Linked DNA regions of Homo sapiens: regions 1, 2, 4, 5 and 6 are each linked to region 3. The links are chromatin loops, found by intact Hi-C in ENCODE. Cell type or tissue: PC-9. All regions are shown on one strand. Region 1 overlaps SYT17 (synaptotagmin 17). Region 2 overlaps SYT17 (synaptotagmin 17). Region 3 overlaps LOC105371114 (a long non-coding RNA gene). Region 4 holds the start of TMC7 (transmembrane channel like 7). Region 5 holds the start of CLEC19A (C-type lectin domain containing 19A). Region 6 has its middle 19 kb from the start of COQ7-DT.

Region 1 (4,000 bases), 200 kb before region 3:
TGAGCTGGCCCTTTGTGTGTGCTCTGCGTGTGATCTTGGGGATACATTAATTGTCACATATGCTCATGTCCTGTGGGCCCCCAACTTTTCTTGGCTGGGCTGGGCTGGTGAAGATTAGGAAAACTGCACAATCTGACTGGTGCTTTTTGAAGCAATGCCAGAAAGACCCTCATTGAAGAGTGAATTAAAGTCAAGTTGGTTGATTGTTTGTCGAACAAGCACATATTGAATGCCTACAATGTGCAGAGCTCTTACAGCCCTCTCAGAGATGCCCCACTTGGCGATTGGGAGTGTGTGCCATTTAGAGTTTAGCATTACTGGCTTAGCTGGGGTTCTGCCTTTTAACAGTGGTGCAAATTAGTTATTCATCCTTCTCCCAACCTGTATTAGTTTGTTTTCTGTTGTGATAAAGGGATACCCAAGACTGGGTAAGGTTCAAGTGATTCTCCTTTTTTTTTTTTTGAGACGGAGTCTAGCTCTGTCGCCCAGGCTGGAGTGCAGTGGTGCAATCTCGCTCACTGCAAGCTCTGCCTCCCGGGTTCATGCCATTCTCTTGCCTCAGCCTCCCGAGTAGCTGGGACTACAGGCGTCCGCCACCACGCCCGGCTAATTTTTTGTATTTTTTTTAGTAGAGATGGGGTTTCACCGTGTTAGCTAGGATGGTCTCGATGTCCTGACCTCGTGATCCACCCGCCTCAGCCTCCCAAAATGCTGGGATTACAGACGTGAGCCACCGTGCCCGCCCAGTTTCAAGTGATTCTCATGCCTCAGCCTCCCAAGTAGCTGGGACTGCAAGTGCATGCCACCACGTCAGGTTAATTTTTGTACTTTTAATAGAGATGGGGTTTCGCCATGTCGGCCGGGTTGGTCTCGAACCCCTGACCTCAAGTGATCCACCCACCTCAGCCTCCCAAAGTCCTGGGATTACAGGCATGAGCCACCATGCCTAGCTCCTGATAACACTTTTGAAGAACATCAGATCAGTCTCATCTCATGCACAGGATGCGTCTGAAGACCTCACAGCATTCAAAACTTGCATTTTTCAAGACGAGTTTTCCCATAGGCTTTAATGTCAAGTTGGGGGGTATGCAGCCTCGGAAGGCATAAATCTACAGCCATTATGGCTTAGGGGCATGTTATTAGCAGCATCAGTCTCAAAACGACGTCACCAGCTGTTTTTCTACCTCCTTTCCCATCCCTCCAGCATCCTTACCTAGCTTTATGAGTATTGGGGGGGATCTTAAAGCCACCCCAGTTGTAATAATATCAACTAAGCTGGGCATGGAGGCATGCATCTATAGTCCCAGCTACTCAAGAGGCTGAGGGCGGGAGGATCACTTTGAGCCCAGGAGTTCGAGTCCAGCCTGGGCAACATAGTGAGACCCTGTTTCTTAAAAAAAAAAACAATGAATTGATCGATCAATCAATAAAAAATGTTTCAAGATGTATTGAGCAGCTGTTTACTACGCAACCAAGCACTGTTCTAAGCATTTTATTTATTTTTGAGACAGGGTCTCTTGCTGTGTCACCCAGGCTGGAGTACAGTGGCACAATCATAGCCCACTGCAGCCTCAAACTCCTGGGCTCAAGCAGTCCTCCCGCCTTAGCCTCCCAAGTAACTATGACTACAAACACAGACCACCATGCCCAGCTAATTTAAAAAATTTTTTTGTAGAAACAGAGTTCTGCCATGTTGCCCAGGCTGATCTCAAACTTTCGAGCTCAAGTGATCCTCCTGCCTTAGCTTCCCAAAGTTTACATTCTTCACAAAGTTTACAGCTGTGGGCCACCATGCCCAGCCAACTTTCAGTAGAGATGGGTCCTGCTGTGTTGCCCAGGCTGGTCTCAAACTCCTGGCCTCAAGGGATCCTCCTGCCTTGGCCTCCCAAAATGCTGGGATTATATGTGTGAGCCACCATGCTCGGCCTCTACGCATTTTATATGTGTTAACTCATTCAGTGTTTACAACCACCGTATAATGTGGGTACTGTCAATATTTCCACTTTACAGATGGGGAAATGGAGGTACGGGAGGGGAAAGGGACTTGCCCCAGCACCCAGCCAGGGTTCAGCCCCAGCGGTTCTCTCAATGACTACCCTGTATCGTCTTCCTTCTCCATCCACCCCTACATCCTCCTTCCCAATTTCTCAGCAGTTCTTTATTGGGAGCACATTGAGTCACGGCTGCTGCTAATTTATAGCTATTTCTTTACATCAAACTTCTGTTCAGAAATTGTTGATTTTCAGGGCCATTTCTGCCGCGCAAAGAACCCTTGAGTGACATTGTTATAGGATATTTTTAAAAGATCTTAAATTATAGACACAGTGACTGTTGAAATACCAGGACACTTGTAACCAAAAGCAGAAGTTCGGATGCCTATAAAACAACCAGACGGTTCACTCCAGGCTGGAGATTGACAGGTCTCGGGCTTCACTGAGCCAAAGTGGCGCCCCCACGTGGCGACAGCTTAACTTTACACAGCTCTCCACCCAACCCCAGCTTTGAAATTATGCAAGTTCTTGACAGATTGTTCTAAATTGGGGAATATTTCTTCATATCATTTCACATTTTGTGCAAAAAGCAAGACGTTGTTGAGAGTTTAAGGACACCACACTGTCAAATTTGCATTATTCCATGTTGCATAAAATGAGTCTGAGAGCGGTTTCATCGTGGGTCTTAACCCCCAAGGGACAGAGATGCCAGTCCCCGGGGATTCCTGGACAGCTACTGAGACCTCTTCCCTTCCTATAGGATGGCCAGCCGGAGCAGTGACAAGGATGGTGACTCTGTCCACACGGCCAGCGAAGTCCCGCTGACCCCACGGACCAATTCCCCGGATGGAAGACGCTCGTCCTCAGACACATCCAAGTCTACATACAGCCTGACGCGGAGGATTTCGAGTAAGTATCTCTGCTTTACCTTTCTGGGGGCCCTGGCTGGCTTTCCCAGACACTCTCCCACGGAGAGTCATGAAGGGCAGTGTTATTGCTGGGGGAGGGCGGCAGAGTGGGATGACAGTCCAGGAGACAGGGCGAGAGAGAGATAATGACGGTGTGACAGAGGAGGGCATCACACCTGATTGCTGCTGAGTTTAATCAAAAGCAATCATTTTGATTGATTTTTGCTTTATTAATTTTAAGTTTGATTGAATTGGCTGAATTGATTAACATTGTCAGTGTATATCATTTCAGATTCTGAAAGATGAGTGTGGCTATATTATATAGCAGGGTTTGTCAATTCTGGTGACTTTGGGAGCTAGGCGGGTTGCATCAGTGGCCAAGTGCAGAGGTTGCATAGAGATAAACATTGCCTGAGTGCAGTGACAAATGGCAGCTGCCGCTCTGTCTGGAGAGTTACTAGGGCAGGGTGGGGACTTCGGTCAATTGAAAAGCAAATGCCCCATTGAAAGGGGGCCAGGGTGTCTGCTACTCAGCTCTGGCCAATGGTAGCTGTATGGGATTGGGGGCTCCGTATTGTCTGATCTTTGTAAAGAGATATTGGCAATCTGGGTTTTTTTATGTGAAACATTCTTACTTTCAAGCCTAAACAAAATGTATGTGTGGCCATCAAATTTGACCACCCAATTTGTCCACTCTGTTGTGTGGCGTATGTGTTTGACCAAACAGCATGATTTGGGTGAGGAGGAAAAAGGAGGACAAACACCCAGAGGCTCCCAACCTCCTTCTGCTCCACAAAAGTATCTCTGCTCTGTGTGAACCGATGTCTGAAATTCACCAGACAGAGGGAAAAGCTTCAAATGCATGAAACAAATCCATTCAGGTGGAGATCATTGGTGTCCAACCTTTCCTGGGGATAGAGGGAAAAGAAAAAAGTAGAAAAAAAAAGAGTTCAAGGGCATGAAATAGTGAAACAGAGGGAGCACTGGATTTCTTTAGGCCTCAGTCTTCCCATTTGTAAAATGAGAGGGCTGGTCTAGAGCTGCGCTGTCTGGTATAACAATCACTAGACACACGTAGCTGTTGAGCACGTAAATGGTGTG
Region 2 (4,000 bases), 140 kb before region 3:
CAATCTCAATTTTTATTTTATATATTTATTTTTACCTTTCCTCTAATGCTGAAAATCTCACTATTTTATATAAAAAGCTTTAGAAAGTGCCTTGTACAGTTAGTGCTCAATAAATGTGAAATATGATTGATGATGATGATAATTGATGGACCCTGCCATAGAAGAGCAGGACCTGGAATTACACAGACTTGAGTTTGAATCTTGGCCCCATGATAAATCAGCTGTGTGACCTCAAGCAAGTGACACTGCCTCTCTGAGATCCAGCTTACTTTTGTGTAAAGTGTAGCAATCATTCTTTTTATGGGGGTTAAAGGCAAATCAGCCTGTGGGCCCATCCAGAAGTGGCCACTTGGAAAATTATATCTGCTGTTTTAATCATTGCAGTCTGTGAAAGAGTTGAAAACCTGGTGCTTTGGAGGTATTTAATAGCTCAGCCCAGCAGCCTGTGGTTGTTGCCCCAGCATCTCCCTCACCTGTTCACCATCATTCCAAAGCTGCCAGTGGTATGATGTCTGGGAGCCAGGAATTGACACCAAATCTGTGCCAACTCAGATGCAGAACCAGGCGTTTGTGCTCCCTGAAGTTTCTTGGGATTGGCAGTATGGGGAGATAGGTCAGAGCAAGACCTGGCAGTAGGCACTCAGCGCCAGATCAGTCATGGGAAGTGAGCTGCAGAGCGAAGGGATTAAAGCCAGAGGACCACAAAAGTGAGCCCCTGAGAGCTACAGTATGGGGAGTATTATAAAGGGGAAGAACTTAAGAATAGGTTCCATAAAACTGTGTATGTACTACTGGACTCATCTCCAAGCTACACAAGTGGATATTATTCTAAACAGTCTACTAAAGACACTGAAAACCAAACTATAGGGTGGCTCACCACCTAGGTCCCTTGGGGACACATCTGAGGGGCAGATACAAATAGCATTGCAAGGCCTTTGAAAACTGAACTGACATCAAAATAACAGCAAACAGAAGGCAGGATAGAACTTGTAGCCTGAACTTTTCCATGTCAATTTCTTAAAAAGTCAACATATTCAATAGGATTTAAGCAAGACCTAGAGTCTCATAATATTAAAAATGGCCAGGATACAACCCAAAATGACTTGATTTACGAAGAATTAGCAAAATCTGGCAAATTCTTAGAGAAAGTGTAATCAACAGATGCCAACCACAAGATGGCCCAGATGTTGGAATTATCAGATGAAGACTTTGAAGCAACTATTATAACCATGCTCCACGAAGTAAGGGTGAACCCTCTTGAAAAGAATGATAAGGTAGAAAATGTCAGCAGATCAACAGAGAAATAGAAGATATTAGAATTACGTGGAAATTTTAGAACTGAAAAAGTACAATCACTGAAACAAAATATTTGCTGGATGAACTCAATAGCAGAATGGAGGTGACAGAGGAAGGTGTTAGTGGGCTCGAAGACAGATCCAGAGAAATTATGCAACAGAGAGTGAAAAAAATCGGGGAAAGAAAAGGGTGGGGAGACCTATGGAGAAATATCAAAAAGGTTTAATGTTCATGTCACATGGATTCCAGAACATTTATGTCACATGAATCCCAGAAGGAAAGAAGAAAAAACAGTGGGGAGCATTGGCATGGAGACAGGCGACTCACCCCAGACAACCCCTGAGTTCCTTACCAGATTGCTGGGCTCCTGGCTTAACCAAACCACTCTTGTTCTTCCCTTCTCAGAAAACATTAGCAATTCATGAGGAAGCTGTGTGGCACCATGGTCAAAGTCAGCCAGAGCTGGCTTCTGTGTGACTGTGGGCAAGTTGCTTTACCACGCTGAACCTCGGTTTTTTTCTTGTCTGAACAATGGGGACAGTAATACTTCTATTTATCATGAACCACCTGTATGTTGATTTTCTCATTTAATCTTTCAACAAACATATAAGTTATGATCTATTTTATGATCATTTTTCAGCTGGGGAAACTCGAAGCTTAGGGACGGGAAGTGCAATGAGTATAGCCAACTGCAGAGTGAGAGAACAGTTCACCCAAAACTGCCCTCACTTCAGATACCAGCTGTAAGTTCTGAGGTCTCTAGGACTACCTCCCTTCAGACCAGTTGGTTACAATTTCAGGGCCCCTGTGACCTCCCTCAGGTTCAATAATTTGCTAGAAAGACTACTAGAACTCAGGAAAGTGCTACTTATGACTACAGTTTTATTACAGCAAAAGGGTGCAAATTAAAATCAGCCAAGGGAGGAGACGCATAGGGCAGAGTCCAGGAGGGGTCAAACTCTGAGACTCTAGTCATCTGTCCGCCTTGTGAGTCACAAACAGCATTACCTCTACTCAGTCACTGTGTGTGACAATGCAAACAGTATAGCCAGCCAGAGAAGCTTGTCACGCCTTTGGCATCCAGAGATTTTACTGAGCCTCAATCACATACTGCTCAGGTGGCTGATCTTCAGTCTCTATCCCCTCCCAGAGGTCTGGGTAAGACCTTTCATGATCAGTTTCACCATAAGTCTGAATTGATACTATGTGATCCTAGAGCCCCAATCATAAATCACATTGCTAGGCTAGCCAAGAGTCAAAGCCCCTAGGCAAACAAAGATACTCTTCTTAGGCAGAACATTCCAGGGACCTAGAGATCAGTCCCTAGGAGCCAAAGACAAAGGCTAGGCCTCTTTTTGGGTAAGATTACTTTTTCACTGTTTAGGTAGTAACTAGCAACCGTGCAAAGTCATCCAGCTGGTGAGTGGTTGAGCTGAGCTTCCAACTTAAAGCTGCTTGGTTCCAAAGCCCTTTTCACTCACTCTTAACCACGACATTGATGTTCCTGTGAATCAACTGGGGGTCTTGTTAAAATGTGGTTTCTGATTCCATAAGCCTGAGGAGGCACCTGAGCATCTGTATTCTAATAAGTTCCAGGTGACACCTGTGCTGGTCTGAGACCCACACTTTTGAGGCAGGAGGTGGGACTTGGACACTGGACCAAATTGAGGGCTAGCTAAAACAGGGATGGGGGAAAACAGCTTTCCATAAGACACACCCAACAGTGCGCCATCTCAGTTTACCATTGCCATGGCAACACCTGGAAGTTACCGTCCCTTTCCACGGCAATGACCCGACAACCCAAAAGTTACCACTCTTTTCCTAGAAATTTCTGCATAATCCACCCTTTAATCTACATGTAATTAAACGTAGGTATAAAGGTGATTACAAAACTGCCCTGAGCTGCTACTCAGCACACTGCCTATGGGGTAGCACTGCTCTGCAGGAGCAGTCACAGAGCTGTCACACTGCTGCTTCAATAAAGCTGTTTTCTTCTACCCTACCACCAGCTCACCCTTTAATTCTTTCCCGGGCAAAGCCAGGAACCCTCATGGACTAAGCCCTACTTTGGGGCTCATCTGCCCTGCACCACTTTGAATAGCTAGGAGACCCTCCCTCTGTTCTCCCGTGTCACCCCACTATGGCCAGAGCAGGGTTGGGGGACTATGAGTTTGCAGAAATATCAGTGGGGAGATCAAGTAGAGCCTGCAGGATAAGAAGTTGATGGTTTTTTCTAAGTACATTGAGACGTCTTTGGAGGATGTTGACCAGAGAAGTGATGTGGCTTAGATGTTTGAAAAATATCCTTCCAGCTGTTGAGAGGAGAATCATCTGAAAGACCACTGTGTTAATGGCAGATTGGACTGGAGAGGTGGCAGAAGGGTTTCAGAGAGTCACTCACTGGACTATAATGTTGGAGGTAGGATCAGCAGAACATGCTGATGGATCAGATGTAAAGGACCATTCCCTATCTTGGCCAAGTTACTTATCTCTTCTGAATCAGGATTTCTTGTCTGTAGATCTCAGTTCCCAGCTCACAGGCTATTGTGGGGACAAAAGGAAATAATGTATAAATGGGCTCAGTGCAGTGCTTGGCATAAAGCAAGGGCTCAGTTGATTGTGGTGTTGAACCTGGATGTCGGCAGAGGCCAGAACTCTAGCCAGGCGGTCAGGAGATAGAAGCATAGACCTGACCTGTTACCCT
Region 3 (4,000 bases):
TGGGAGGCCGAGGTGGGCAGATCACTTGAGGCCAGGAGTTCAAGACCAGCCTGGCCAACATGGTGAAACCCTATCTCTACTAAAAATACAAAAACTAGCTGGGTGTCGTGGTGGGTGCCTGTAATCCCAGCTTCTCAGGAGCTGAGGCACAAGAATTGCTTGAACCAGGGAAGCAGAGGTTGCAGAGAGCTGAGATCGTGCCACTGCACTCCAGCCTGGGCAACAGAGCGAGACCCTGTCTCAAAAAAAATTATGGATCTCAAAGTGGGAGATTATCCTAGATTACCCAATTGGACCAAATCTAATAACACAAGTCCTTATCAATAGAAAGGAGAGGCAGAAAAGTGGGTCAGAGAAATGCTATAAGCAAAAGACGCCTCCAGTCACTGCTGGCTCAGAATATGGAGGAGGGGAACACAGTATGTGGAAGTTTCTAGAAGATGACAACAGCCCTTGGCTGATGGCCGGACGGAAAACCAGGGCTCCATCCCTATAGCTGCAAAGGGCAGAATTCTGCCCACAACTCAAATAAGCAGGAAAGGGAATCTCCCTTGTAACATCCAGAAAGAAATGCAACCCTTTGCACACCTTGATTCTAGTCCAGTGAGACAAATTTTGCACTTCTGACCTATAGATATATAAGATAATACATTTGTGAGGTTTTTTTATTCTGGTAAAAAAAAATACCATCTTAACTCTTTTTAAGTGTACAGAACAGTTGTGTTAACTATAGGCACATTGTTCTGCAATGAGCCTCTAGAAGTTTTTCATCTTGCAAAAACGAGACTATATCCACAACAATGCCCTGTTTTCCTCTCCTTCACGCCTCCTGATAATCATTGTTTTACTTTCTGTTTATAAGAGTTTGACAGCCAGGCATGGTGGCTCATGTTTGTAATCCCAATGCTTTGGGAGGCCAAGAGAAGAGCATCACTTGAGCCCAGGAATTTGATACCAGCCTGGGCAACATAGTGAGCTCCCATCTCTACAAAAATTAAAAAATTAGCTGGGTGCAGTGCTGTGTGCCTGTAGTCCCAACTACTCTGGAGGCTGAGGCAGAAGGATCACTTGAGCCCACTGAGCCCAGGAGTGAGCTATGACGACACCACTGCACTCCAGCCTGGCAACAGCGTGAGACCCTATCTAAAAAAAAAAAAAAAAAAAAGGTTGATTAATTTGGATACCTCATATAAATGGAGTCATGCAGTATTTGTCCTTCTGTGACTGGTTTATTTCATTTAGCATATTTCCTCAAAGTTCATCCATGTTGCAGCATATGATAAGATTTCCTTTTTTAAGGCTGAATAATATTCCATTATGTGTATATACCACATTTTGTTTATCCACTCATCCGCTGATAGATATTTAGGTGCTTCTACTTCTGGTTATTGTGAATAATGCTGCAATGAACATGGGAGTACAGATATCTGCACAGATGCTTTTTCAAATATTTTAGGTATATACCCAGAAGGAGGATTGCTGGGGCATATGGTAATTTTTTGAAGACCCTCTGTACTGTTTTCCAGAGTGGCTACATCATAAATTTATGTTGTTTGCAGCCACTAAATTTGTGACAATTTGTTGTGGTAGTGATAGGAAACTAATATTGGGTCTTTATTGATTTTGCTTCTTTTTATTAACGTTTTCTTTTTTTTGAGACAGAGTCTTGCTCTGTTGCCCAGTCTGGAGTGCAGTGGCACAATCACGGCTCACTGCAGCCTCAAACTCCTGGGCTCAAGCAATTCTCGCAGCTCAGCCACCTGAGTAGCTGGGCCTACAGGTGCATGCTACCATGCCCAGCTAACTTTTTCTTTCTTTTTTTTTTTTTTTTGTAGAAACAGGGTCTCACTTTGTTTCCCAGGCTGGTCTTGAACTCCTGGGTTCAGTTCATCTTCCCACCTTGGCCTCCCAAAGTGCTGGAATTACAGGCATGAGCCACCATGCTCAGCCTTTTTTTTTTTTTCCAACCTTTTTGACGTATAACATACACACAGAAAAATGCACCTGTAAGCAAACAGCTTGCTAAGTTTTCACAATTTATCACCTGTAAAACCAGCATCTGGATCAAGAAACAACTCTATGACCCCTCCCCCAGGAGCCCCCTCATACCTGGAAGGAGCCTGTGGGAACTAGCAAGAACCAAGGCCCAGGAAGGTGCAGTAAGTAGCACCATATATTTATTTGGAAAATATCAAGTACTCTTTGAAAATGCTTAATTGATAGAATTGTTGGAGGAAAAGTCATTCCTCTTCTAGGGAAATCCATTTAATGTTTCCATTTTTAATGACTTTTAAAGGGATCTTCAAGAAGGTTTTTCATGTGCTGCAAACAGAAATCATTCCATAAACTTATGGGATTGTTCATTAAAAACGACTTTTAAAAAAAATGTAAACCCACCCCTGCTGTCAATCTTAGGGGGAATGAGAACACAGGTCCAGTTATTGACTGTGGCCTAGCCTCTTCCACCACCTGCTGGTGGATTATGGGAACCTCATCACCATGTGATGCTTGTTTGGGGTATTTTTCATTTCTTCTATAAATACATATTGAACAAATAATATGTGTTGGACACAGTCTTATGTCCATAAACTCAGGATTTGGTAGAGAAGATGGACATCCATTCACATATAATAACTGTAAATTTACGAGTGTAATAAATTCAGCCGTGACAAGAGATCCCCAAGCTGTCTGTTCATCAGATCCCCATAAGAATTTTGTTAGAATAATTTTTACCAAAAACCCCACTCCCAGAGATCTGTGTCCATAGGCCTACTGTGGGGCCCAGGAAATCTGTATTTTCTGTCAGCACCCAACAAGATTGTTGATGCACAGATAAGGATGTCGTAGATCGGTTTGGGGTGGGTTACAGGGAACTTTGAACGTTGAATTAGACTTTAAATGCACTGACAGTAAAATTACAAACAAAGCAAAGATATCAGAGCACCAAGAACCAGTGAATGGAAATCATCAGGTTAGCAAGGCAGTTGGAACTGGAGAAAGTTGTAGAGGGAAGAGGGAGAGAGAAAAGTAAACGGGGAGATTGATTATAAGGCAGGGAATTGGGTTTTATGGAAGAAGAGGGAGAGAAAAAAGCAAGAGAGGCCAGGCACGGTGGCTCATGCCTGTAATCCCAGCACTTTGAGAGGCTGAGGTGGGCGGATCTCTTGAGCTCAGGAGTTCAAGACAAGCCTGGGCAATGTAGTGAGACCCAGTCTCTACCAAAAAAAAAAAAAAAAAATTTAGCTGGGCATGGTAGCATGCGCCAGTAGTCCCAACTGTTTGGGAGGCTGATGTGGGAGGACGGCTTGAGCCTAAAAGACAGAGGTTGCACTGAGCTGAGATCACTCCACTGCACTCCAGCCTGGGCAACAGAGTGAGACCTTGTCTCAAAAGAAAAAAAAAAAAGAAAGCAAGAGAGAAAAAAACAGATTTTCAAAAGCACAGCCCCTTATACCAGGATACTCAATCCCTACCACTGTAATCACTGCATCATGTATACAGTCATGCACTGCGACAATGTTTCCACCAACAACAGGCTGCGTACACAATGATGGTCCCATAAGATTATAATGCTGTATTTTTACCGTAACTTCTCTATGTTGAGATATACAAATACTTCCCGTTGTTTTACAATTGCCTAAAATCTTCAGTACAGGAACGTGCTGTACAGGTTTGTACCCCAGGAGCAACAGGCTATACCATTATACCTATAGCCTAGGTGTGTAGAAGGCTATACCATCTAGGTTTATGTGAGTACACGCTATGATGTTCACACAGAGATGACCTTGCCTAATGACACATGTCTTGAAACAGATCTTCATCGTTGAGCAACTCAGGACTGTACTATAAGGGCTCAAAAGAGTCAAAACAGTAAGCATAACACTCAGGGCCCGGTGTGGTGGCTCACCCCTGTAATGCCAACAGTTTGGAAGGTGGATCACTTGAGCCCAGGAGTTTGAGACCAGCCTAGGCAACATGATGAAACACTATCTCTACAAAA
Region 4 (4,000 bases), 390 kb before region 3:
TAAGATAGTGAGTTTTCACATGGCCCACGCCCAGTTTCCCCTACTATTAACATCCTACATCAATATGGTACATTTCTCACAATTAATGAACCAAGAGTGATACATGACTATTAACTGAAGTCCCTACTTTATTAAGATTTCCATAGTTTTTAATGTGTTTTAACTTGTGTTCCAGGAACTGAGTAGCTCAGATTATAGGCGTGCACCACCACATTCAGATAATTTTTAAAATTTTTTGGAGAGATGGGGTCTCACTGTGTTGCTCAGGCTAGTCTCCAACTCCTGGGCTCAAGCCATCCTCCTACCTCAGCCTTCTAAAGTGCTGGGATTATAGGCATGAGCCACTGCGTCCAGCCTTTTTTTTTTTTGAGACGGAGTCTCACTCTGTTGCTCAGGCTGGAGTGCAGTGGCACAATCTCGGCTCACTGCAAGCTCCGCTTCCTGGGTTCAAGCAATTCTCTGCCTCAGCCTCCTGAGTAGCTGGGGTTACAGGTGCCCACCACCATACACAGCTAATTTTTTGTATTTTTTTTAGTAGAGACAGGGTTTCACCATCTTGGCCAGGCTGGTCTCGAACTCCTGACCTTGCGATCCACCTGCCTTGGCCTCCCAAAGTGCTGGGATTACAGGCATGAGCCACCACACCCAGTCTCCAGCCTCCTTTTTTTTTTTTTTTAAATGACCTTGACAGTTTTGAGGAATACTAATCAGGTATTCTGTAGAATGCCCCTCAGTTGAATTTGTCTGATATTTTTCTTATGACCACAGAGGTAAAGTGCCCTTCTCATCCCATCGTAGGAAGGGTGCACACCATCCTCATGGCTTAATGTTGATGTTAACTTATTTACTTATTTACTTTTTTTTTTTGAGATGGAGTCTTACTCTGTTGCCCAGGCTGGAGTGCAGTAGTGCAATCTCGACTCACTGCAACCTCCGCCTCCTGGGTTCAAGAGATTCTCCTGCCTCAGCCTCCCTAGTAGCTGGGATTACAGGCGCCCGCCACCATGCCCAGCTAATTTTTTTGTATTTTTGGTAGAGACAGGGTTTCGCCATGTTGGCCAGGCTGGTCTCGAACTCCTGACCTCAAGTGATCCACCTGCCTCGGCCTCCCAAAGTGCTGGGATTACAGGTGTGAGCCACTGATCCCGGATGATGTTAACTTTGATCATCTGTCTGAGACAGTGTTTGTCAGGTATTATCTAATATAAAACCCACCCTCACCCTCTTCCACCACCACTTCCATACTGCACTCTTTTGGAAGGATGTCGCTATGGGCAACTCACACTTAAGGAGTAGGGAGCTAAGCTCCCCATCCTTAAAGTATCTACGTAAATGATTTCAAAATCTGCACAGGAGATTTCTCTCCATTTTCCCCATTTATTTATATTTAGCAATTACTTTTCTTTTTCTTTTTTTTTCTGAGATGGAGTCTCCTTCTGTCGCCCAGGCTGGAGTGCAGTGGCGTGATCTCGGCTCACTGCAACCTCTGCCTCCTGGGTTCCAGCGATTCTCCTGCCTCAGCCTCCCTGGTAGCTGGGACTACAGGCATGCACTACCATGCCAGGCTAATTTTGTATTTTTAGTAGAGACAGGGTTTCACCGTGTTGGCCAGGATAGTCTCGAACTCCTGACCTCAGGTGATCCTCCCGCCTCGGCCTCTCAAAGTGGTGAGATTACAGGTGTGAGCCACTGCGCCTGGCAATTTTATGTTTTTAACCTGCACACGAACAGAGGTAGAGATGAAACGAGGATATAGTGCAAAACGTAAAAGACAAACACTGCACGTGGTTTTCTCTTCACTCGGCCCTCTAGCTCCCCACCCAGAGCTACCACAGGTAGCCAGTTTTTTGCACCCTCTAGGGAGATAGCTTAGGCATTTACAAGCATGTACAAATATATTTTTTGGTTTCCTTTTTGTTCCCAAATGGTAACTTACTAGATGCACTGATTTGGAGTCTTGGGGTTTTTTGCGTGTGGACTTTTTATTTTTTAATTTTAAAGATGGGGGTCTCACTGTGTTGGCCAGGTTGGTCTCAAACTTGTGAGTTCGTGCGGTCCTCCAGCCTCGGACTCCCAAAATGCGAGGATTACAGACGTGAGCCACCACTCCCAACCAGTTATTTTTGTTATTTATTTCTTTATTAGATCAGGTTTGATTTTAGATGCAGGGGGTCCATGTGCATGTTTGTTACATGGGTGTACCGGGTCCTGGTGGAGACTGGGCTCCCAGTGCGCCCAATCTATTGTTATTTTTTAAGCTCAGTGAGACATCAGGGAGGTCGCTGCTTGTCGCCACCGCTGGATGGAGCCTTGCCGGATCTCCCGGGCTCTGCAGCCCCTCTGCGGTCCCTGATGCTCGGCTCCTCGCGGGGGCGCCCCACTCCGGCTTCTGTGATGTCAGCGCCGGAACCTGGAATCCCGGCTCCGCGAGGGAAGGCCGGGGAGGCGGCGGCGGCGGCGGCGGCTGGAGAGGGTCCTCGGCAGCCTCTGAGGAGCGCGGGGCGCGGCCATGAGCGAGTCCAGCGGCAGTGCGCTCCAGCCCGGCAGGCCCAGCCGGCAGCCGGCGGTCCATCCAGGTAGGGCGGCAGGGAGCGCGCGCGGGGACGGTGCCCCTGGGGTCCGAGGGCGCACGGAGGGAGCCGGGTGCTGGAGGCTCGGCCTGGCCGCTGTTCCCTCCCACCCCCGACGCCGGGTGCTCCCGGCTCTGGGGAACAGCAGGTGGGAAGGAGATCTTCCTTATTCCTGCTCCCTCCACAAACGCGTCCTCATCCAATCCAGTGGAACCCAGCCGGGCCAAAAGGACACGAGAACTGCAGTCTGGACCGTGGTGGGTTTGTCTTCCAGCTGTTGACCGAGACAGTCTTTCAATAGCCTCATCTGCTGTTAAATGAAAGGATTTGAGCACCCCCTCCACGCCTAACATTCTGGTATGAGGTGCCTGCCTCCCGGACATTTCAGCCTTCACATACAGTTAGACCAACTTGAAACCGAATTCTGCCTTGTCTGTTTATTGCTGTGGGACCTTTGGTAAGTGGCTTGCCTTCTCTGAGCCTCAGATCCTTCAGCAGTAAAATGGGAATAGAATGGGGCGGGGATTAGCTGAGAATCGTGTGATGTGTCTAGCACAGTGCCTGGCATTGTGGCTAGACAGTCACAATAAATGGTAGCCAGCCAAGTATTATAATCTTTTGTATCGGGTAGAATTACAGTAAAGTATACAGCTCCATGAATTTCTACAGAAATATGTACAACGGCTGCCCAGTCAGGATAAAAAAGTTGCCAGCACTCAGGCAGGGTTCCTTGTAGCATTTGGAGCTTACGAATCTTGTCCTGAACAAAACACAAGACCCTGCTGTAAAGTTTTATCTGCAATGTTTTCTCTTTTTCAGTTTTAGAATAGAGATTTACTGAAACCAAGGATGTAGGGCCGGGCGTGGTGGCTCACGCCTGTAATCCCAGCACTTTGGGAGGCTGAGGCGGGTGGATCACGAGGTCAGGAGTTCAAGACCAGCCTGGCCAAGATGGTGAAACCCCATCTCTACTGAAGATACAAAAATTAGCCAGGAGTGGTGGTGGGTGCTTGTAATCCCAGCTACTTGGGAGGCTGAGGCAGAGAATAGCTTGAACCCGGGAGGCGGAGGTTGCAGTGAGCCGAGATTGCGCCACTGCACTCCAGCCTGGGCGACAGACCAAGACTGTTTCAAAAAAAAAAAAAGAAACCAAGGATATAGAATAAAACATGAGTGTAGATTTGGTCATTGAGGCCTTCAAATTGGATTGTTCCCAATGTCCAGAAGAAAAAAAAAATTTAGAAGAGACCCAAATCAGAAAACAAAAGTTGGGGTGGATTCAATGCGAATTATTTTCTAGCTCAATATTAATACTGCTTATGTCAGCTGAATTTCAGCCTTTCAATAACAGCTAGTCAAGTATTTTTTTAGTTGGTTCCTATTAATAGTCATCTTATTTTAGTGGAATCCATTATATTGAAGATGTCAAG
Region 5 (4,000 bases), 91 kb before region 3:
CACACAACCCACCTGGGACGCAGAATTGATTCAGCAGGTCTTGGGGGGCCTGAGATTCTGCATTTCTAATGTGCTACCAGGAGATCCCCGTGCTGCTGGCCCATTGACCATACTTGTGTTTGAGCAAGTAACAAATATCTTGTGTGTCTCCATTCAGAGAGGGTACATGAACTGATTTATAAAAACCTTCAGGCATCAAAATACAACACAGATAATTTAGGAGGTTTATTTGCCAAATCAAAGGATTCTCCACTTTTTAGAAGGATTTCTAGTGGCCTGCTTTGGACCACTCTTCTCCTTCCCACTTAATGTGTCCACACCCAGAGAGACATTGCTATGGTTTGAATGTCTGTCCCCTCCAAAACTCAAGTTGAAATTTAATTGTCATTGTGATGATATTGGGAGGCGGGACTGGTACTGAGTAATCAATGGGCTTGCTACCCAATGTGCCCAGAGGCCAATATCATGGCACTGGCTTTTAAGAAGAGAAAAGCTTTATTGCTAGTCAGCTGGCAAGGAGACAGGAGGAAAGGCTCAAATCTGTCTCCCCACGCTAGGGTTTGGGTCAGGTTTTATAAGCATAGGGTAATGAGGCATGATCTGATTGGATCTTGCAATGAGATGATGTGGGGAGGCATGACCTGATTGGATCCTGCCATGGGGTAACGTCAGAGCTCAATCCGATTGGATTCTGGATCCTGCCATGTAGTGTCTGCTTCTGAATTCAGTCCCTGCTCCTCAGTCTGAGCACTTAGGTTCCCCCTGTGGTTGCACACTTGGTTCATCTGGGCATGCTCAGGTTACATGACCTTCAATCTGAGGGTCCATGGCAAATGAAAAACAACTCACAACTTTGTTACGTAAAAGTTGAACTAGACTGGTCCGATGAGGTTACAGGACTTTTAAGAGGTGTCTGGGTTATAAGAGCTCTTCCCTCATACATGGATCAAAGATGTTATCACAAGAGTAGCTCAGGTATGGCAGGAGTGGGTTCATCCCCTCTTTAAAAAGCTCTGTCTCTCTCTCTCTGTGACTCATCTCTCTTTTACCCTCTCACTATCCACCATATGATGACTCAGCAAGAAAGCCCTCACCAGATGCCAACACCTTGATCTTGGCCTTCCCTGTCTCTAGAACTGTGAACCAATAAATTCTGTTCATTATAAATTACCAGTCTCAGGTGTTCTAGTATAGCAGCACAAAACAGACTAAGATAGACACTTTTAAATTCCAAGCAGCACCCAGGAACATGACAGCAGGAGCCCCCAAATTTCAGCTTGCAAGATGATAGGGAGTAGGGAGAAAATATCCAAACTTTCTTCCACATTTATATCTTTTATCAACCTTTAATAATGTCCAATGTGGGTGTGTGTGTTTTATAACAGAAATAATATATTAGTACAGTGAGTCGTACCTGCACATCACTTATAAACATGTAATAAATATATCCCATTTATAAATAAGTAAGTGTGCATGCTCTGGGATATGCACCAGTACACTAGTTTTGAGGCAACAGATCTACCCGAGGAGGCATCCTGTAGGTTGAAGCTGAGCCTGAGCTGTGCTCATATTCTGAGTCAGACCTTGGCAGACTTTCAGCTCCAGTGCCAGCAGGCAAGGCAAGCTGTGTGGGCACAAGTTAAGTTATTTCTCACAAGCACAGCAGCAGGTGTTCCAGAAAGACTTGGAAGCCAAACAGACACATTCCAGTCCCTGTGAGTGCCAGCCACATGAGGTGTCAGGGCACCTGGCAGAGCATTTCTGGAGAGGAATAAGGGAGTGCAGGGGCAGGGGATGTGGGTGATGCCAAGGAAAGCCTTGCACTAGATCAATGACAACAATAGCAAATGTTGCTGTCATTTATTGAGCACCTACTACTTGCCAGCATCTATGCCAAGTTTTAGAAACAAATTACTTCATTTAATCCTTGTGAGGTAGGTACTCTACTTATCCCCCATTTTACAGAGGAGGCAACTGAGGTTCAGAGAGGCAAAGTGACTTGTCTAAGGACACAGAAAGTGGGGGAGAAAGACTGTGGTTTTTAGAAATATTGATTCTCCAAAAGAGCGATGAGATCCCAATGAAAACACTAGGGGTTTTTAAACATTGAATTCTGAGCAAGCCACACAGTAGAGCTATGCACTAGTGATGACACTTGCACCTCTTTGTGGAGCACTTATTCTGTGCAACACTCTGTTGAATCTTCTACAGATGCCTCCTTTAACCCCCGGAGGAACCCTGAGAGACCCTGAGAGGTGAAGGGAGAGGAAAGGAGGCTGACTCACACAGGCTTCCTGGTGCTTCCTCAGCGGTGGATGCTGTCAGGATCAGACCCATGGGGTGGAGACCTTGGTGAACCGAAGCTCAAAGAGCCTGGCTGAAAGAGATGCTCTTTCTCAGCTCCATGCAATTGTTGCCCTGTAGAAATGAGGGCTATGTTTCGTTAGGTCTTCCGATTTTCCAATAGAAGGCAGAAATCCGGACTTATACCTAGCATCTCTTGGTTTTATACCTTAACAAATTTTTTAGAATTTAAAACTCTGCAGACCAAACAAATGACATCCATGGCCCAGGAGACCTCTGCGCTCAATGCTTACTTGCAGTAATTTTACCTTCCAGTACATATCTACTCTGAGGGAGGTGAGATGCTTTGTCTCCTGTGACAGGCTGGAATGTGAGTTTCGTTACCATCCCATTTTACAGAGGGGGAAACTGAGTCTCAGAGAAGTGCACACCCAAGGCCACAGCGTGACTCAGAGACAAGACTGAGAGCTAAATTTTGTCTTGGTTCAGAGGCAAGCTTGGGAGCTAAAATGTCTCTTGGTTCTTTGAGGGGGGCTGGCCTAGGCTGCTTTGCTTTCAGCTGTCATTCTGAGCTGTCTCCAACAGTGTGAAGAGGAGGGAGGAGAAAAGGAAGAAAAGAGGAGGGGACTGGAGTCCATCCAGTCTGTCCCAGCTCCTGCCAGGCTCCATCTGACCCTAGGAGAGCAATCCTGGACCCAAGCTCCAGCCAAAAAGCCTCTCTCCTCCACTCAGGCTGGGAGGTTGCTTTCTAGGAGCTCAGGATGCAAAGGTGGACACTGTGGGCTGCAGCCTTCCTGACCCTCCACTCTGCACAGGCCTTTCCACAAACAGACATCAGTATCAGTCCAGGTAAGTGCAGGGACCAGGGCTGGGAGCAGGTGGAGAGGAGTACACTCTCAGGAACTTATTCTATCGGTGAGGCCTGGCAGCTTCTGTTGGGGGGTTGGGGTGGCCTGACCCGAGTCTCCTGACAGCTTTCCCCCTACCAGCTTTGTCATGGGCACTCTTCTAGGCCCAGACACAAAAAGTCCTGGGTTTGAATCCCAGTTTTGCAGTTTACAAGCTGTGTGACATAGAGGAAGTTTCTTGATCTCTCTGAGCCTCAGCTTCTTCTAGAAAGTTGGGTCGCAATGGCATTCTCTTTGGGCTACTGTGCAAGGCAGATAAGATAACATGAGGAAAGTGCTTTGCACAGTGTCTGGCACTACAGGAAGATCTGAACATGGTAGTTTTGTGAGGGATTTGGCATCTGGGCCCCAACCCCACCTTGGCTGTGACAGCCTTCCCAGGGAGCTTTCAGAGCTGCTGCAGTGCCACCAGAGGTTAGGTGCGCAGGGAGGGAGACTTGTCCCTCTAATGGCCTCCCTGGAGGCCTGGCCCAGCAACCCCCAGCCTTGTGGGGCATCCCCAGGGATGAGAACCTGTCAGCCTTGGGCATGTGGCCTCCCAGTGTCCCATATGGAGGGTGAGGGTCTTCAAATGAGCTCAACTTCTTCCACTTTGCAATAGGAAGGCTGGGTTACTGATTCTGGGGGACCCTCATCTGGATGAGAAGAGTTCTGAATCCTATAATTTGGTGGCCAAGAGTCTTGACTGTCACCTCTACCAGGTTCTTTCCAGGCTTGTTTATGTTCATATATGGATTTATTTATCATAGCAGTGGCAGAGATATCATTTTTAAATCCCCGTTCAAGTA
Region 6 (4,000 bases), 290 kb before region 3:
CAACATGTTGACTCCAACCTCATGAGCGGCCCCAAGCCAGAATCAACCAGCTAAGTCACTCCTGAATCACTCAGGAGTGATTAGACCCTCAGCAACTATTTTAGATGATAAATGTTGTTTCCAGCTGCTGAGTGTTGGGGTCATTTGTTATGCAGCAATAGGTAACCAATACACCAGCTCCAGGTGATGTGGAAGCACGTTAAAAGTGTGAGGCGCACTGAGCCAGACCATAAACTCCTGCAAGGCAGACACCAATTTGGTCGTTTCCATGTCTTCAAGGCTTAGCGGAGTACCTGACATGCAATACATTTTTGTTGGACTAAAGACAAGGTTAAATTGCCCTGTTTTTAAAACATTAAAACTTTTTTTTGTAATAAAAATGCATGTATGCACATAGGAAAATATCCCAACAGTGCTAAAGGGTATTTACAGTGACAAGTAAATCTCCCTGTAGACTGTTGATTAACAGTAAATTGGTAAATCTGTTACCAATTTCCTTCGAGATAAGCTAGTAGCAACCTACCACTAAGTGCATTTTTCTCTTTTTTTCCACCTCCAAAAGTAATACTTGCCTCAAAATCAAATATAAACTGCATATAAGTAGAAAAAGGAAAGAGAAAAATAAAAAAAGGCTCTTCTTCCAAATGTTCCCTAGAAGCAACTACTATTAATAATTCAGTGTGTATCTTTCTGGATGGTTTTTAGAAATCTTTTATCCACATACATGTTTGAGTTTGTATTGTTCCCCAAATGGAATAATATTATGCATTGGATCTGCAATCTGTGCATTTCACTCGGTGACCTACACTGGCCATCTTCCCAAGTCAGTTCATAGAGCTCCATCTCGTTCCTTTAATTGGCTGCCATACTCTTCTATGAACCACTGCTGACCTGACCCAGCTCCTACCACAGCCCAGGCCTGTGGTTGAACCTCCTTGGCCTGGTTCCAGAGGCTGTAAACTTAACTACTAAGCCATTCTTCCTCCGCTTATCTTATCTTTTTGCCTCTTGGTGGACATCTGGGTTGCCTTTTTTTTTTTTTTTTTTTTTTCCTGAGACAGGGTCTCCTATTGTCCAGGCTGGAGGGCAGTGGGGTGATCATAGCTCACTGCAGCCTCAAATTCCCAGGCTCAAGCGATCTTCCTGCCTCAGCTTCCCAAGTAGTTGGGATTATGGGCGTGAGCCACACCACGCCCGGCCTGGGTTACTTCTAACACAGGCTTTTGGGGGCCCCCTAACGCTTAGGAGGACCATCTTTCAGAAGGAGGGACCCCTGGGAAGGAAGGACGAGCTCAAGGTTTTAACCCTTGGGAAGATCCCATACCTCTGATAATTTAATAAAAACACCAGACCCTCATTAAGGTCCTCCTTAAGATCCCTTGATCCAGGTGATTTGAGGCCAAGAAAACACAACCTTTCCCAACTCAGGGAAACCAAAGACACCTTTCAAAGTGGAGCTTCAGCCTCAACACCGCTCATGTCTGGCTTCTGCGGGTTCCCGAGAAACATCCCGGAGCGCAAAGCACTTTCCCACCTCATGTGTTCAGAGCTTGAAAAGGCGCTTCTCGCCCCCAGGACGTGCGTCCTCCCACTTCTGCCTCTGAAACGGCAACCCTGAGGGGCTGAGCCCGAGCACTGCAGGTTCTTTCATCCTGGATCGCGTAGAGATCGGCTCCCGGGCGCGCCAAGGGCAAAGAAGGTCTCGGGCCCTCGGCGCCCGCCTGTGTCCGGCAGAGGGCGCCCGCGCCCCACGCTGCGAACCCTGCGAGGCTCTGTTGCAAGGCCGGCGGGACAACGCCCGGCAGGAGGGCCGGGTCATTGCTGCGCGTTATATATGGTACATATGATACCCTGGCCACAATCCTCCAGTCCCGCGATCTCGACTTTGTTGAACGGGAACTGATGTCACGTGTGTGCACGGCCAGAGGCGGAGGGCTCGGCTGGCTGCTCCAGTCTGCGCCGTCCATGCGTCTCGGGTGTCCTATCCCGGAGGATACATTTTTCTTTTTCAGAAAAGGGAAACAGGAAAACGGGGACGATTAGACTCTATCTAGGGGAGCCATGTGGAAAAACCAGCTTCAGGCATCAGACAACATCCAAGGGGCTGCACTGTTTTTTTGTTTTTTTTTTCTGTAAGAGACAGGGTCTTGCTATGTCGCCCAGGCTAACCATAGCTCACTGCAGCCTCTAACTCCTAGGTTCAAGCGATTCTCCTTCCTCAGCCACCTAAAGTGCTGGGGTTACAGGTGTGAACCACCATGCCCATCTAATTTTTTTTTTTTTTTTTTTTTTTTTTTTGAGACGAAGTCTCGCTCTTGTCCCCTAGTCTGGAGTGCAATGGCACGATCTCGGCTCACTGCAACCTCCGCCACCCAGGTTCAAGCGATTCTCCTGCCTCAGCCTCCCGAGTACCTGGGATTACAGGTGCGTACCACCACACCCAGCTGATTTTTTAAATTTTATTTTAAGTAGAGACGGGGTTTCACCATGTTGGCCAGTCTGGTCTCGAACTCCTGACCTCAGGTGATCCACCGTCTCGGCCTCCCAAAGTGCTGGGATTACAGGCGTGAGCCACCACGCCCGGCGCCCATCTCATTTTTATTTTTATTTTTAATGACGAGGTCTCACTATTTTGTCCAGGCTGGTCTCGAACTCCTGGCCTTAAGCGATCCTGCCTCAGCCTCCCAAAGTGTTTCTTTCTTTCTTTCTTTTGAGAATTTCTCTTTATGATACTTTCTTCCCTGCACTTAAAAAAAATCCAATTATATTTCCAAAATTAGAATTTCCCAATGTTTAACCCTGGATTTTTAACTGGGCATGCCAGTCAGAATAAACCCGAGATTAAAAAAAAAAAAAAAATCTATGAATGCTCCTGCTCTATCCAGTCCTACTGAAGCAGCAGCTATGGGGCTGGGCCTAAGGGATGACCGTATTATAAAAACTCCCACAGGACCTCTGATGTGTAGCCCTGGTTAAGAAGCAATGGTTTAAGCCGGGTGCGGTTTCCAGCACTTTGAGAGGCCGAGGCAGGCAGATCACTAGAACTCAGAAGTTTGAGACCAGGCTGTGCAACACAGGGAGACCCTGTCTCAATAAATTTGGCCGGGCGCGGTGACTCACGCCTGTAATCCCAGCACTTTGGGAGGCCAAGGCGAGTGGATCACTTGAAGTCAGGAGTTCAAGACCAGCCTCACCAACTTGGAGAAACCCTGTCTCTACTAAAAATACAAAAATTAGCCAGGTGCGGTGGCAGGTGCCTGTAATTTCAGCTACTCAGGAGGCTGAGGCAGGAGAATCGCTTGAACCCTGGAGGTGGAGGTTGTAGTGAGCTAAGATGGTTCCACTGAACTCCAGTCTGGGTGACAGAGCGAGACTCCGTATCAATAATAATAATAATCATAATATTAATAATAATTTTTTAAAAAGAAGAAGCAATAGTTTAATTCCACAAAAGCATTCATCCTAAATCTGCTTCTGCTTGGATGTACTTTCCCCGCTTTACATCCTACTTGCCTGGGCTGATTCAGGATGTCCATTCTGTCCCGCTTTTCCTGCACTGTTTTCTGCTAGGATATGACCTATTGTTCCAATTTTCTGTAACTTATTCAGTGCTGTGACAGCTGGAAACATGTTTCAGACCAAGCTGTCTTTGCCAGGTGGAAACAATGGCAAACACCCATGCTTCCCATTCTGCTGGGGCGGCAGCCTCTCTATGGTATTTTCCATGCCTAATTTCTAAATGGCTTTATTGCAACAATTAAAAAAAAAAAAACCTGCACGGGAATGACACCTGTTGCACTTACTTATTGATGCTCTGTGTATGTGTGTATGTTTAAATAAGACCACATGGGCACTTAAAGAATAATTATTGGAGTTATTCATTTGACCGCTTTAAGGGCACACATTATTCTAAGTGCTGAGGAATAAAAGAATTTTAGAACATGAAATTCATATTTTCCCCTTATATCATTTAAAAGCAACACAAAACATTTCACTTTTG

The links. A loop is a pair of places that touch in the nucleus more often than their neighbours do. Peaks named below come from ENCODE experiments on the same cell type or tissue, not always from the same donor. Only the 100,000 strongest peaks of a DNase experiment are listed, where the experiment ranks them.
Region 1: a loop joins it to region 3, with 5 times the contacts of the local background. A loop is called at or near these places in 20 of 110 quality-filtered maps.
Region 2: it touches region 3 in a loop (4-fold over the local background); 6 of 110 quality-filtered maps call a loop at or near these places.
Region 4: it touches region 3 in a loop (17-fold over the local background); 31 of 110 quality-filtered maps call a loop at or near these places.
Region 5: a loop joins it to region 3, with 2.1 times the contacts of the local background. A loop is called at or near these places in 2 of 110 quality-filtered maps.
Region 6: it touches region 3 in a loop (27-fold over the local background); 100 of 110 quality-filtered maps call a loop at or near these places.

Annotation. Positions count from the first base shown.
Region 1 is chr16:19,177,640-19,181,639 of GRCh38, forward strand. SYT17 (synaptotagmin 17) reads left to right here. Exons shown (of 8, transcript NM_016524.4): 4 at 2,752-2,900. LOC124903658 (a long non-coding RNA gene) reads right to left here. Exons shown (of 2, transcript XR_007065012.1): 2 at 3,109-3,807. Among named protein-coding and RNA genes, the nearest start is that of SYT17, 11 kb to the left of the region's middle. In PC-9, CTCF peaks have their summits at 2,446 (motif pointing left) and 2,651; a DNase peak (open chromatin) is centred at 2,432.
Region 2 is chr16:19,234,436-19,238,435 of GRCh38, forward strand. All of the region lies in intron 7 of SYT17 (synaptotagmin 17), which reads left to right. Among named protein-coding and RNA genes, the nearest start is that of CLEC19A, 49 kb to the right of the region's middle. In PC-9, no CTCF peak of the experiment used is centred here; a DNase peak (open chromatin) is centred at 2,376; H3K27ac peaks cover 2,032 bases.
Region 3 is chr16:19,373,310-19,377,309 of GRCh38, forward strand. The region is part of intron 1 of LOC105371114 (a long non-coding RNA gene); the gene reads right to left. Among named protein-coding and RNA genes, the nearest start is that of LINC02858, 41 kb to the left of the region's middle. In PC-9, CTCF peaks have their summits at 2,484 (motif pointing left) and 2,691; a DNase peak (open chromatin) is centred at 2,472; H3K27ac peaks cover 395 bases.
Region 4 is chr16:18,981,555-18,985,554 of GRCh38, forward strand. TMC7 (transmembrane channel like 7) reads left to right here and starts at 2,380. Exons shown (of 16, transcript NM_024847.4): 1 at 2,380-2,576. The coding sequence starts at 2,510. RefSeq lists a silencer at 2,291-2,350. In PC-9, CTCF peaks have their summits at 2,320 and 2,519; a DNase peak (open chromatin) is centred at 2,357; H3K4me3 peaks cover 1,420 bases.
Region 5 is chr16:19,282,787-19,286,786 of GRCh38, forward strand. CLEC19A (C-type lectin domain containing 19A) reads left to right here and starts at 2,945. Exons shown (of 5, transcript NM_001256720.2): 1 at 2,945-3,153. The coding sequence starts at 3,066. In PC-9, no CTCF peak of the experiment used is centred here; DNase peaks (open chromatin) are centred at 1,025 and 1,655; H3K27ac peaks cover 1,642 bases.
Region 6 is chr16:19,084,919-19,088,918 of GRCh38, forward strand. No RefSeq gene overlaps it. Among named protein-coding and RNA genes, the nearest start is that of COQ7-DT, 19 kb to the left of the region's middle. In PC-9, a CTCF peak has its summit at 1,730 (motif pointing right); DNase peaks (open chromatin) are centred at 1,873 and 2,933; H3K4me3 peaks cover 2,567 bases; H3K27ac peaks cover 1,456 bases.